Linked DNA regions of Homo sapiens: region 1 is linked to region 2. The links are chromatin loops, found by intact Hi-C in ENCODE. Cell type or tissue: left ventricle myocardium inferior. All regions are shown on one strand. Links, peaks and the distances in the headings refer to the core of each region. The heading gives the core; the rest is flanking DNA.

Region 1 (5,370 bases), core at 285-5,284, 260 kb before region 2:
TAGACTGTAAAAGGATTGATGATAGCCAGGGGTTAGGGGAGAGGGAGGGATGAACAGGCAGAGCACAGGGGACTCTCAGGGCCATGAAACGACTCTGTATGATGTTACAGTGGTGGATGCATGTCATTATACATTTGTCCAAACCTATAGAATGTACAACACCAAGAGTGAACCCTAATGTAAAACTGTAGACTCTGGGAGATAATGATGTGTCAATGTAGCTTCATCAATTATAACAAATGTACCATCTGGTGGAGTTTGCTGTTAATGGGGGAGGATGTACATGTGTGTTTGCGGGGGAGGGGGTGTATGGGAACTCTCTGTATTTTCCTCTCAATTTTGCTGTGAACCTACAGCTGCCGTAAAAAAAAAAAAAGTCTTAATGGCCAAGAAACACATGAAAAAATGCTCAACATCACTCATCATCTGGGAAATGCAAATTAAAACCACAACGAGAGACCACCTTACCCCAGCCAGAATGGTCATTATTAAGAAGTCAAAAACAATAGGTGCTGGCATGGATGTGGGGAAAAGGGAATGCTAATACACTGCTGGTGGGAATGCAAATTAATACAACCTCTATGGAAATGAGTATGGAGAGTCCTTAAAGAACTAAAAGTAAGGCCAGGCACGGTGGCTCACACCTGTAATCCCAGCACTTTGGGAGGCCTGGGCGGGCAGATCACCTGAAGTCTTGAGTTTCAGACCAGCCTGACCACCATGGAGAAACCCCTTCTCTACTAAAAATACAAAAAATTAGCCGGGTGTGGTGGCGCATGCCTGTAATCCCAGCTACTCGGGAGGCTGAGGTAGGATAATTACCTGAACATGGGAAGCGGAGGTTGCGGTGAGCCGAGATCACACCATGGCACTCCAGCCTGGGCAACAAGAGCGAAACTCCGTCTCAAAAAAAAAAAAAAAAAAGAACTAAAAGTAGATCTACTATTCAATCCAGCAACCCCATTACTGGGTACCTACCCAAAGGAAAAGCAGTCATTATATCAAAAAGATACCTGGGGCTGGGCACGGTGGTTCATGTCTATAATCCCAACACTTTGGGAGGCTGAGGTGGGCACATCATTTGAGGTCAAGAGTTCGAGACCAGCTTGGACAACATGGTGAAACCCATCTCTACTAAATATACAAAACTTAGCCAGCGTGGTGGCATGTGCCTGTAGTCCCAGCTACTCAGGAGGCTGAGGCAGGAGAATTACTTTAACCTGGGAGGAGGAGGTTGCAGTGAGCCAAAATCACACCACTACATTCCAGCCTAGGTGACAGAGCGAGACCCTATCTCCAAAAAATTAAAAAAAAAAAAAAAAAAAGACGCCTGCACAGGTATGTTTATCTCAGCGCAATTCACAATTGCAAAGATATGAAGCCAACCTAAGTGCTCATCGACCAATCAATGGAAAAAGAAAATGTGGTATATATACACCATGGAATACTACTCAGCCATAAAAAAGAATGAAATAATGTCCTTTACAGCAACTTGAATGGAACTGGAGGCCATTATTCTAAGTGAAGTAACTCCGGAATGGAAAATCAAATAACATGTGTTCTTGCTTATGAGTGGGAGCTAAGGTATAAGTGTCCAAAGGCATACGGAATGGTATAATGGCCTTTGGAGACTCAGAAGGTGGAATGGGGAGGAAGGTGAGGGATAAATAAACTATGTATTGGGTACAATGTACACTAATGCGGTGACAGGTGCACTAAAATCCCAGACTCCACCACTATACAGTCTATCCATGTAACCAAGCTATTGAAATACAAATAAATAAATAAATAATCTTTTTCTTTTCTCTTTTTTTTTTTTTTTTGAGATGGAGTTTCACTGTCATTGCCCAGTCTGGAGTGCAGTGGCGTGATCTTGGCTCAACCTTTACCTCCCAGGTTCAAGCGATTCTCCAGCCTCAGCCTCCTGAGTAGCTGGGATTACAGGCGCCTGCCACCATGCCCAGTTAATTTTTTGTATTTTTAGTAGAGATGGGGTTTCACCATGTTGGCCAGGCTGTTCTCAAACACCTGACCTAAGGTGGTCCGCCTGCCTCGGCCTCCAAAAGTGCTGGGATTACAGGCATGAGCCACCACGCCCGGCCTTTTTTTCTTTTCAGAGACAGGGTCTCACTCTGTCACCCAGGCTGGAGTGTAGTGGCATGACTGTGGCTCACTGCAACCCCAAACTCCTGAGGTCAAGTGATCCTCCTGCTTCAACCTCCCAAAGTGCTGGGATTAGATTACAGGTGTAATCCACCATGCCTGACCTTTTTTTTATTTTTTTTATTTTTTTTTAAAGTAACTATAAGCTGGGCACAGTGGATCATGCCTGTAATCCCAACACTCTGGGAGGCCGAGGCAGGTGGGTTGCTTGAGCCCAGGAGTTTGAGACCAGCCTGGGCATGTGATGAAACCCTGTCTTTACAAAAAATGCAAAAATTCACCAGGCACGGTGGCATACACCTGTGGTCCCAGCACTTGGGAGGCTGAAGTGGGAGGATCCCTTGCACCTGGGAGGCAGAGGTTGCAGTGAGCCCAAATTACACTCCAGCCTGGGTGACAGAGCCAGGCCCTGTCTCAAGTAAATAGATAAATAAAGTAACTATAGTTCTTTAAGATCATCAAATAGCTCACTGGAGAATCACATTGTTCCAAATGGCATGTGTGTGTGTACATAATATATAGACATGTATATAATATGCAATACATACAGTTGAATTGGGATCCAGATAAGGCCCAGCACTGTAATTGATTGATATTTATATTTCTCATTTAGTCTATAGGCTCCTGGTTCCTTTCTCATTGATGCATTGCCATTTATTTGTTGAGGAAGCCAGCTGTTCTCCCTGGAGGGTCTCTGGCAGTCTGGATTTGTGCTGATTGCACCTCTGTGGTGGTGTTTCATGTGCTCCTCTGTCTCCTGTATTTTCTGCACTTTGCTGATTGGGTCTAGTTCTTACTCAGATTCAGGTTCCATTAGCTTTGATGTGAATAGCTCAGAGGCAATACTGTGCTTGTCCACTGGGAGGCTTTTCTGTCTGTGATGTTAGTAGCTGGACGCCTTAATTCAGTGCGGTCTCCATCTCTGCCTGCTCCTGGTTTGTTACAGGCAGACCTAGGCTGCTTGCCTGTGAGACGTTTCTGGACCTCTACAGGGTGGGGGTGGTGTGCAGGTTCTCAAAGGCTGTGCTTATTCTCCCCAATGTTATGAGTTCCCAAGACTGATGAACGGGACCACAGGAGGGCTCTGCAGCCAGGACTCTATCACTCAGAAGTCAGAGATGGGGGCTTCTCTCCCAGCGCTCAAGAATGGGTGGTATGTTGACAGGTCAAGGTGAGAGACAGGGCACTCGGGGCAAGGGAAACTCCTCATTGGCTTTGCCTGTGGTCCTCAAGGGGACCCACTGGACTGCCTGGTGTGTATAGAACCTGTTCTCCTGCCCATTAACCCAGTGGCCTGTGCCACTTGGAGTCACGCTGACTGGTGGGTGGTTTATAGTAGTAGAGGGACCTGGCTTTGAGTCCCAGCTCTACCTTTTTTTTTTTTTTTTTTTTTTTGAGACGGAGTTTCACTCTTGTCGCCCAGACTGGAGTGCGATCTCAGCTCACTGCAACCTCAGCCTCTTGGGTTCAAGCAATTCTCCTGCCTCAGCCTCCTGAGTAGCTGGGATTACAGGCATGTGCCACCAAGCCTGGCTAATTTTTGTATTTTTAGTAGAGACGGGGTTTCACCATGTTGGCCAGGCTGGTCTCAAACTTCTGACCTCAGGTGATCCACCTGCCTTGGCCTCCCAAAGTGCTGGGATGACCTCAGGTGATCCACCTGCCTTGGCCTCCGAAAGTGCTGGGATTACAGGAGTGAGCCACCGCGCCCGGCCAGCTCTACCTTTTACTGGTTTTGTGACCTTGGGCAAATGCATAGTTATCTGCAATTTTTCATTCCCTCATCTATAAAATGGGTATGATATTTGCACACATACATCCAGGGCTTATTTCGTGCCAGATCTGGTTTTGAGTACTTTACATATATGACTCATATTGAGTTTTCCCAGTGAGCCTATGAAGTAGCTACTACTATCTTACCCATTTTATAGATGAGGAAACTGAGGCCTAAACACATTACACCTAGGGAATGACTAAACTGAGAAACAAACCCTATCTGACCAGAGCTCACGTTCTGGATGCTACTCTAGGCATTACCCCTCTAAGCCTGTTTCACTCTCTGCAGAATGAGAGTGGTAACAGTACTTACCTCTTCTGGCTGACTTGAGGGACCCATAATACAATGCCTGCCAGGCACTCCATTCAGTACCTGCCACACAGTAGTCACTTGGCACATGTTGGCTACTATTATCCTGTTCCCAGGCCCCAGGCTCATCCTTTGTTTCCATGTTTGGCTAAACGTCATCTGCCTGGGGCACGTCCTTCTTCCTCTGGCTATTTTTAATTCCATTTCCTCGGAATTCTGGATTCTATATGTGAGTATCAGTGGTTATTTTCAGATCATGTGGGAAGGCCAGGGGTTTAGGGAGATGTGGCAGCTTCTCAGATGAGAGTAACTAGGAATACTGTGTTTATTCTGCAGAACACACTGACCCTGTGCCTCTGCTGGGAGAGTGGCTCACTTTCCATCTCCTGGGGACAGAGTCCAGCTTCATCAGAGTGGCTGGGATGGTGTCTACTGGGAAAGGGCATGGGGACAAGGTGTGGTGGGTACCCCGAAGGCTTCCTGAGAAGCACCAGGACAGGGCAGCAGGCAAGGTGGGAGGGTGGGCAACAGACCCTTGGATGCTCTGCTGTTTTATCCTCACATACTCTCAGGTATGGGGAAAACCAGGTGTGGTAGCCTCGAGAAGACGGGCCTGGGCCCTCTTGGCCCTAGGAGAAAGGACTTTTGGCAGAAGCCCCAGATACAGGACTGGAAATCAAGGCAGACACTATTGGTTGCTTTCCTAATACCTATTCCCTTTGTGCTTAAAAAAAAAAAAAAGATTCATGTGGGGAAAAGCAAGAGAGATCAGATTGTTACTGTGTCTGTGTAGAAAGAAGTAGACATGGGAGACTCCATTTTGTTATGTACTAAGAAAAATTCTTCTGCCTTGAGATTCTATGACCTTACCCCCAACCCCGTGCTCTCTGAAACATGTGCTGTGTCAAACTCAGGGTTAAATGGATTAAGGGCGGTGCAAGATGTGCTTTGTTAAACAAATGCTTGAAGGCAGCATGCTCCTTAAGAGTCATCACCACTCCCTAATCTCAAGTACCCAGGGACACAAAAACTGCGGAAGGCCGCAGGGACCTCTGCCTAGGAAAGCCAGGTATTGTCCAAGGTTTCTCCCCATGTGACAGTCTGAAATATGGCCTCGTGGG
Region 2 (5,370 bases), core at 214-5,213:
GGGTAGCAGAATGCACCACCAGCCACTACCTAATGTTCTGTGCATGGGGGCCTCCATTCTCCCTAAACACACCAGCCTTCCAGGACAGTGCCTGCCCCTTCAAGCCTTGCACTCACATTACTTCTGATGACCACTCCCTCAAAACACAGATACCTGTGTTATCTGCTTGGTCTGGGTGTGTGTGTGTGTGTGTGTGTGTGTGTGTGGTGGTGGTGGTCAGGAAGAGGGTTGAATTCACCTGTGGCTCCTACTGAGTACCTTGAACAATCATCCCATCAGGGCCCAGGGGCCTACAGTGGCCCCAACTTTTCGCAGCAGCCAGCCCCCTCCCACCATTGGCCCCAGCCTCTTCTGCCTTTAAGGCCTTCAGCATAGTGTCTGGTCAACCAAGCGCACCAGTCTTGTTTTCAATGTGGTTGTGAATTTTAAAAACATATTTTTTGTCCCCTTAGAGGATTTGGGATGATGGGGGAGGCTTCAGTGTGAGTCACCTGCTACCCCATCCCTTTCTATTTCTTGCATGCCTCTGGGCATCTTAATCTCTGCAGCCTGAGGTGCTGGGCATCAGCCCTGGAGTCAAGCTGAGCCTGGACTGCACCTTCTCAGCATGACTTTTCACAGAATTGAAAGAGTCTAGGCCAGGCACGGTGGCTCACACCTCTAATCCCAGCACTTTGGAAGGCCAAGGCGGGTGGATCACCTGAGGTCAGGAGTTCGAGACAAGCCTGGCTAACACAGTGAAACCTCGTCTCTACTGAAAATACAAAAAATTAGCCGGGCCTGGTGGCGGGCACCTGTAGTCCCAGCTACTCAGGAGGCTGAGGCAGGAGAATGGTGTGAACCTGGGAGGCGGAGCTTGCAGTGAGCCAAGATCGTGCCACTGCACTCCAGCCTTTGCGACAGAGCGAGACTGTCTCAGAAAAGAAAGAAAGAAAGAAAGAAAGAGTCTATGTGGGCTGGGCGCTGTGGCTCATGCCTGTAATCCCAGCACTTTGGGAGGCCGAGTCAGGTGGATCACCTGAGGTCAGGAGTTCAAGAACAGCCTGGCCAACATGGTGAAACCCTGTCTCTATTAAAAATACAAAAATTAGCCAGGCGTGGTGGCTCACACCTGTAGTCCCAGCTACTTGGGAGGCTGAGGCAGGAGAATCGCTTGAACTTGGGAGGGGCTGAGGTTGTGGTGAGCAGAGATGGCACCATTGCACTCCAGCCTGGGCGATAGAGTGAGACTCCATCTCAAAAACAAAGAAAACGTCTATGTGGACCTTATTTCATCCTCACCAGGATTCATGACGTGATGAAGTGTCTGGCATCTGCTCAATATATGTAGGATCCTCTCCCCATTTCTCCCTTGCCACCGCCGTAGAAAGTCAACTCCTTCCCTGGTGTCTGTTTGCAGTTAGCAGTCTAGGCAGTGAGTCCTGTAGGGGACAGAAGAGATAGACTACCCGGGGGGCTGGAGTCGTCGGGGACCTTTTGGCGGAAGGGACAGGCGGGCAGGGCCTTCAAGGAAGAACAGGCTTGAAATAAGTGGTGAGGGAAGGAAGAGATTCAGGCTGGAGGTGGGGGCAGGCGGGAAAGACAGACCAAGGTGAGGTGTGGGAATGTCAGGGAAAACCATCGTCTGCTTTGTTTAGGCAGAGGTCAGGGTCTCAAATGCCATAGGGGGCCAGGAGGTGACAAACCTGGGACCAGGGCTGGGTCTGAGGGCGGGGGGACTGAATCCTGGGGCAGGATGCTTAGTCAGGTTACTGCCCAACCAGCCCAGCCGTCTGTGCCCACCTTCTGAGGACTTGCGGTGGAGGATATAAAAGTACCCTGAAAAAATACAGTGAGCCGCCAAAGTGCTTCTGAGGGCTGCCAGCTTGCAACCTCTGGCGTGTGTGGGCGCTCAGTGCTGGGACCATGGGAGGGGCCTGCAGCAAATGGAACCTACCATGAGAACAGGGACCCATGGATGTCTTTGGGCACCTGCCTTCCTCCTAGCCAGGCCTGCGCAAAACCCCAGCCACCCCCCAGTCTGTCTCTGAGGCCTCAAATGCCCACAGCACTTTGCTCTTTTAGGTGAAGTCACAGCTCTGGTGATTCATCTTGCCCCCCGGCCAACCAAGTGGTTGAGGCCCCCAGGGCCTGCCCACAGGAGCTTCCAGAACGTGCCTGGGGTCAGAAAGAGATGCTGATCATTAGGAACATCCTTATGGGACCAGAACATGGGGCAGGTCTGGTCTGGGTGGTGACTGCAGGCCCCAAGAGAGGTCCCTCCAGGGAGGCAGTGAGGACTTAAGCATCCAGAGCCGGTCCTCTGGCATCATCCAGTGGCCATTTGTGTGAATTGCAGCCCCACACCACTGCCTGATCATTCTCCAAGGAGCCAAAACTACCAGGAGTAGCAGAAAACCAGGGTGAGAATACAAGATTTCTGCCCACAGCCTGTTTGCATCTCCTCAGCCCTGCTTCTTTCTAAATTTTAAGGAGACTGATTATTGCTGGGTTCCTTTAGGCCCCGACCTGTGAGTACAAGCCAGCCTTGCCAAATCTAATCAAGGACTTTTTTTTTTTTTTTGTAATTTTATCCAAATTGCCAACTGGGCAGAGACGATTCCTGAACAGGCAATTTGGCTACTATTTGTACATATTTCTACCCTTAAGAGTCATCTTGTTACAGCCCTGGCATAAACTGGCTTAGGGCCTGTAAGAGCCCAGAGGAAAAGAGTCTTTTTTGGACTGTAGCGCGTGAAGACCCAGCCTCTCCCTCTCCAAAGCCGCAGGGCACCCTCAGCCTAGCCCCCCAGGCCTGGGCAGCTCTGGATAAAGGTAACACTGCAAAAGCTGCTGCTGACACAGCCCACACTGCCTCCCTGCTGCAGGGAAGTCAGAGCCAGGGCTTGTGCAGAAAGCGCCGGTAAAGACAGGTGAGCGGCAGGTGCAAAGCCGCAGGAGAGAGGCATGCGAAGAGCCCCAGGAGCCCCGAGCGCCGGGGAGATGGGGAGGGCCAGGTCCTGAAGGGTCTTCTTCCAGTGCTAAGCTAAGGAGATCCCACTTCATCCCCAACGTGACAGGGAGCTGTGGGTGGGCTAGAGGTGCAGCCCGAGGCCCAGCTGAAACCTGCACAAAGCCCTGGCTTGGAAGCAGAGCGACTTTCCTCTTCAGGCCTCCTTAAGGTCTTGCTGGTAGTGCATGCTTGAGGTTTGTGGCTGGGGACAAGAAGGTTTCTGCTGGTCAAGGGTGAGCCCCCTACCCTGGTAGGCTGCTCACGGGTCCTCAGTCTGGCTGGCGCCCTGGGCCCATCAGACATTTGTCCACAGCAGCCCGGGGCGTAAGGGGAAGAAGAGCTGGCCCAGGAGGGCAAGAAGAGCAGGTAGGGAATGGGGCCCTTCCCCCTTCTTTCCCCACAGCTGCCTGTACCCATGCACGCCCCATCATAAGCACGCGCGAGCAGTCATTTGAAGGGGGCTGTGCTGCCACCTGGTGGCCACACCAGGACAATGTCCCTGGAAGGACTCCAAGTTCCTGTGGAAGGCCCCTCTTCCCCATTTAGGACTCCCTCCCCTGAGCCCACCGCCTTGCTTTACAGATGAAGTCAGTTCCCTCAATCAAGCAGCAACATTCTGGAATAAATGTCCCTATTTCCTTCAACCCTTTCTCATGGATGCTGACCCACTCTCATTTGTCAGCAGAGGAAGTCGGCTCAGAGAACAGTCACACAGCAAGTCGATGGCAGCGCCAGGCCCTGTCCTGCAGACTCCTTGTCCCTCTCTCCTCTGAAGCAAACTCTGGGGGCTGAGCTCCCACCCCAGCCTTGCTTGCTGTGTGGCTTGGGGCTTGCCAATGAGCCTCTCTGAGTCCTGGTTTCCTGGGGTTGACACCATGATGCAGGGTATAGGAAGGGTTAAATGAGGCGCAGGTGTAACAGAATCGGGTGCACATGCAAAAACTCAGATGTGCAAATAACTGTTCCCTATTAACTACAACTAATCACTTTTTTTAATTGCCAATTAAAATGAACTCAGTCTTTCCATTAAAGCGGTCTTTGGTTGAACTCAGGCTCTTTCGGGGAAGCATTGAGTCGTTCAAAGTTTCCATGCCCTGGAGGGGCTGATGATCCCTCTGTGCTTGAGAGGGTCTCCCTCATTTCCTTCCCTGCCACGGGCACATCTGGATCCAGGAGCTGGCTTCTGCTTCAGGGCCTGGCCGTGCTGCCTTGTTTCGCCGGGTGGGCCTCCGCCCTGCCTGCTGAAGCTCCTGAAGCTCGGCGAGGGGCCTGCTCCTGAGGCCCAGCCTGGGCCCCAGGGGTGCTCTGAGCCCCTCAGGTCTGGCTGCAGCTCCCATCTGACCCCAGACCGCATGGTCCCCCGCAGCCCTCAGCCCCAGCTCACTTCGCCAAGCAGGCAGTTGCCCACCAAAGTTCTTGACCGTGGTTCCTCCACAAGCACACAGAATCCCCTGGATTTTTCCTTTCCAGGCTGAGGAAGAGCAGGGGGCCTTGGGGCTCTACCTGGGGCTCACCTGCTCAACCTCTCTCATGCCATGCAGAACCAGCCCCTCACCAGCTGGGGTTTCTGTGGGATTCCTGTTCTCTTGCTCATACCCCCCAACACATACAACTACTATTGAACCAAGACAAATGGGGGTCACTTCCCAGGGCCCTGGCTCATCCTCCAACAGCGTGGCCCCTCCGAGGCTCTCCTCCCACCTAGGACCAGGGGCAGATTACAGTCTAGTGGGACCTTTCCCCAGGTCATCTCCTTCCTCCCTACCCCATGGACTTCCTGTCCTGGATGACACCTGCCCTACCTTCCCATGGGGTGGTGGGGGTCATCACTTGGCCTGATTGGCAGGAGTGCAGGGAAGAAAACTGAGGCAACAGGAGTTGTCTACAAAGTGCTGTCTCCATTGCATATGTAAGCGCCAGGCCAGTCACACGGTGGAAGATCAATTCGCTCATATCCCCTTCTCCTCACCCTCCTTGGCCCCAAGACTGACAACTGAGGCCACCTCAGTGGCTGGGCCTGCCCCTCTGGCCTCTAAGAATTGGCCTGCTCTGGCCTGACCCTTTCTGCCTGTCCTGTGGTTTTGCTGCAAGCTGAGCATCTGGCACCCACCTCGGATGGAAGCCCAGCTCCTGACCCCAGGCCCTGCTTTACCCAGGAACACCTGGGCCCCAAGAGAATGCCAGGCCAGACGACAGTGCCAGGAGGCCACAAGCGCAGCCCCAGCATGGCCACCGCCTAGGGCAGCCCCAGCAGGCCTGGCCACACAGAGATGGTTCGTGCCATCCCTAACCAGGAACAGCTCCAGAGGGTGGTTCTGTGGCTGTGAAATGTGCTGATCACAGTGGCGGGACACAGTAAGCACTAAGGAAACAGCTAT

The links. A loop is a pair of places that touch in the nucleus more often than their neighbours do. Peaks named below come from ENCODE experiments on the same cell type or tissue, not always from the same donor. Only the 100,000 strongest peaks of a DNase experiment are listed, where the experiment ranks them.
Region 1: it touches region 2 in a loop (3-fold over the local background); 20 of 110 quality-filtered maps call a loop at or near these places.

Annotation. Positions count from the first base shown.
Region 1 is chr17:17,611,511-17,616,880 of GRCh38, reverse strand. No RefSeq gene overlaps it. Among named protein-coding and RNA genes, the nearest start is that of PEMT, 22 kb to the right of the region's middle. RefSeq lists silencers at 2,892-3,186, 3,803-3,959 and an enhancer at 3,264-3,880. In left ventricle myocardium inferior, for the core only: CTCF peaks have their summits at 2,798 and 3,005; no DNase peak of the experiment used is centred there; H3K27ac peaks cover 1,031 bases.
Region 2 is chr17:17,353,187-17,358,556 of GRCh38, reverse strand. No RefSeq gene overlaps it. Among named protein-coding and RNA genes, the nearest start is that of NT5M, 52 kb to the right of the region's middle. RefSeq lists enhancers at 2,620-3,120, 3,121-3,621. In left ventricle myocardium inferior, for the core only: CTCF peaks have their summits at 2,108, 2,326, 3,282 and 3,482 (motif pointing left); DNase peaks (open chromatin) are centred at 2,296 and 3,456.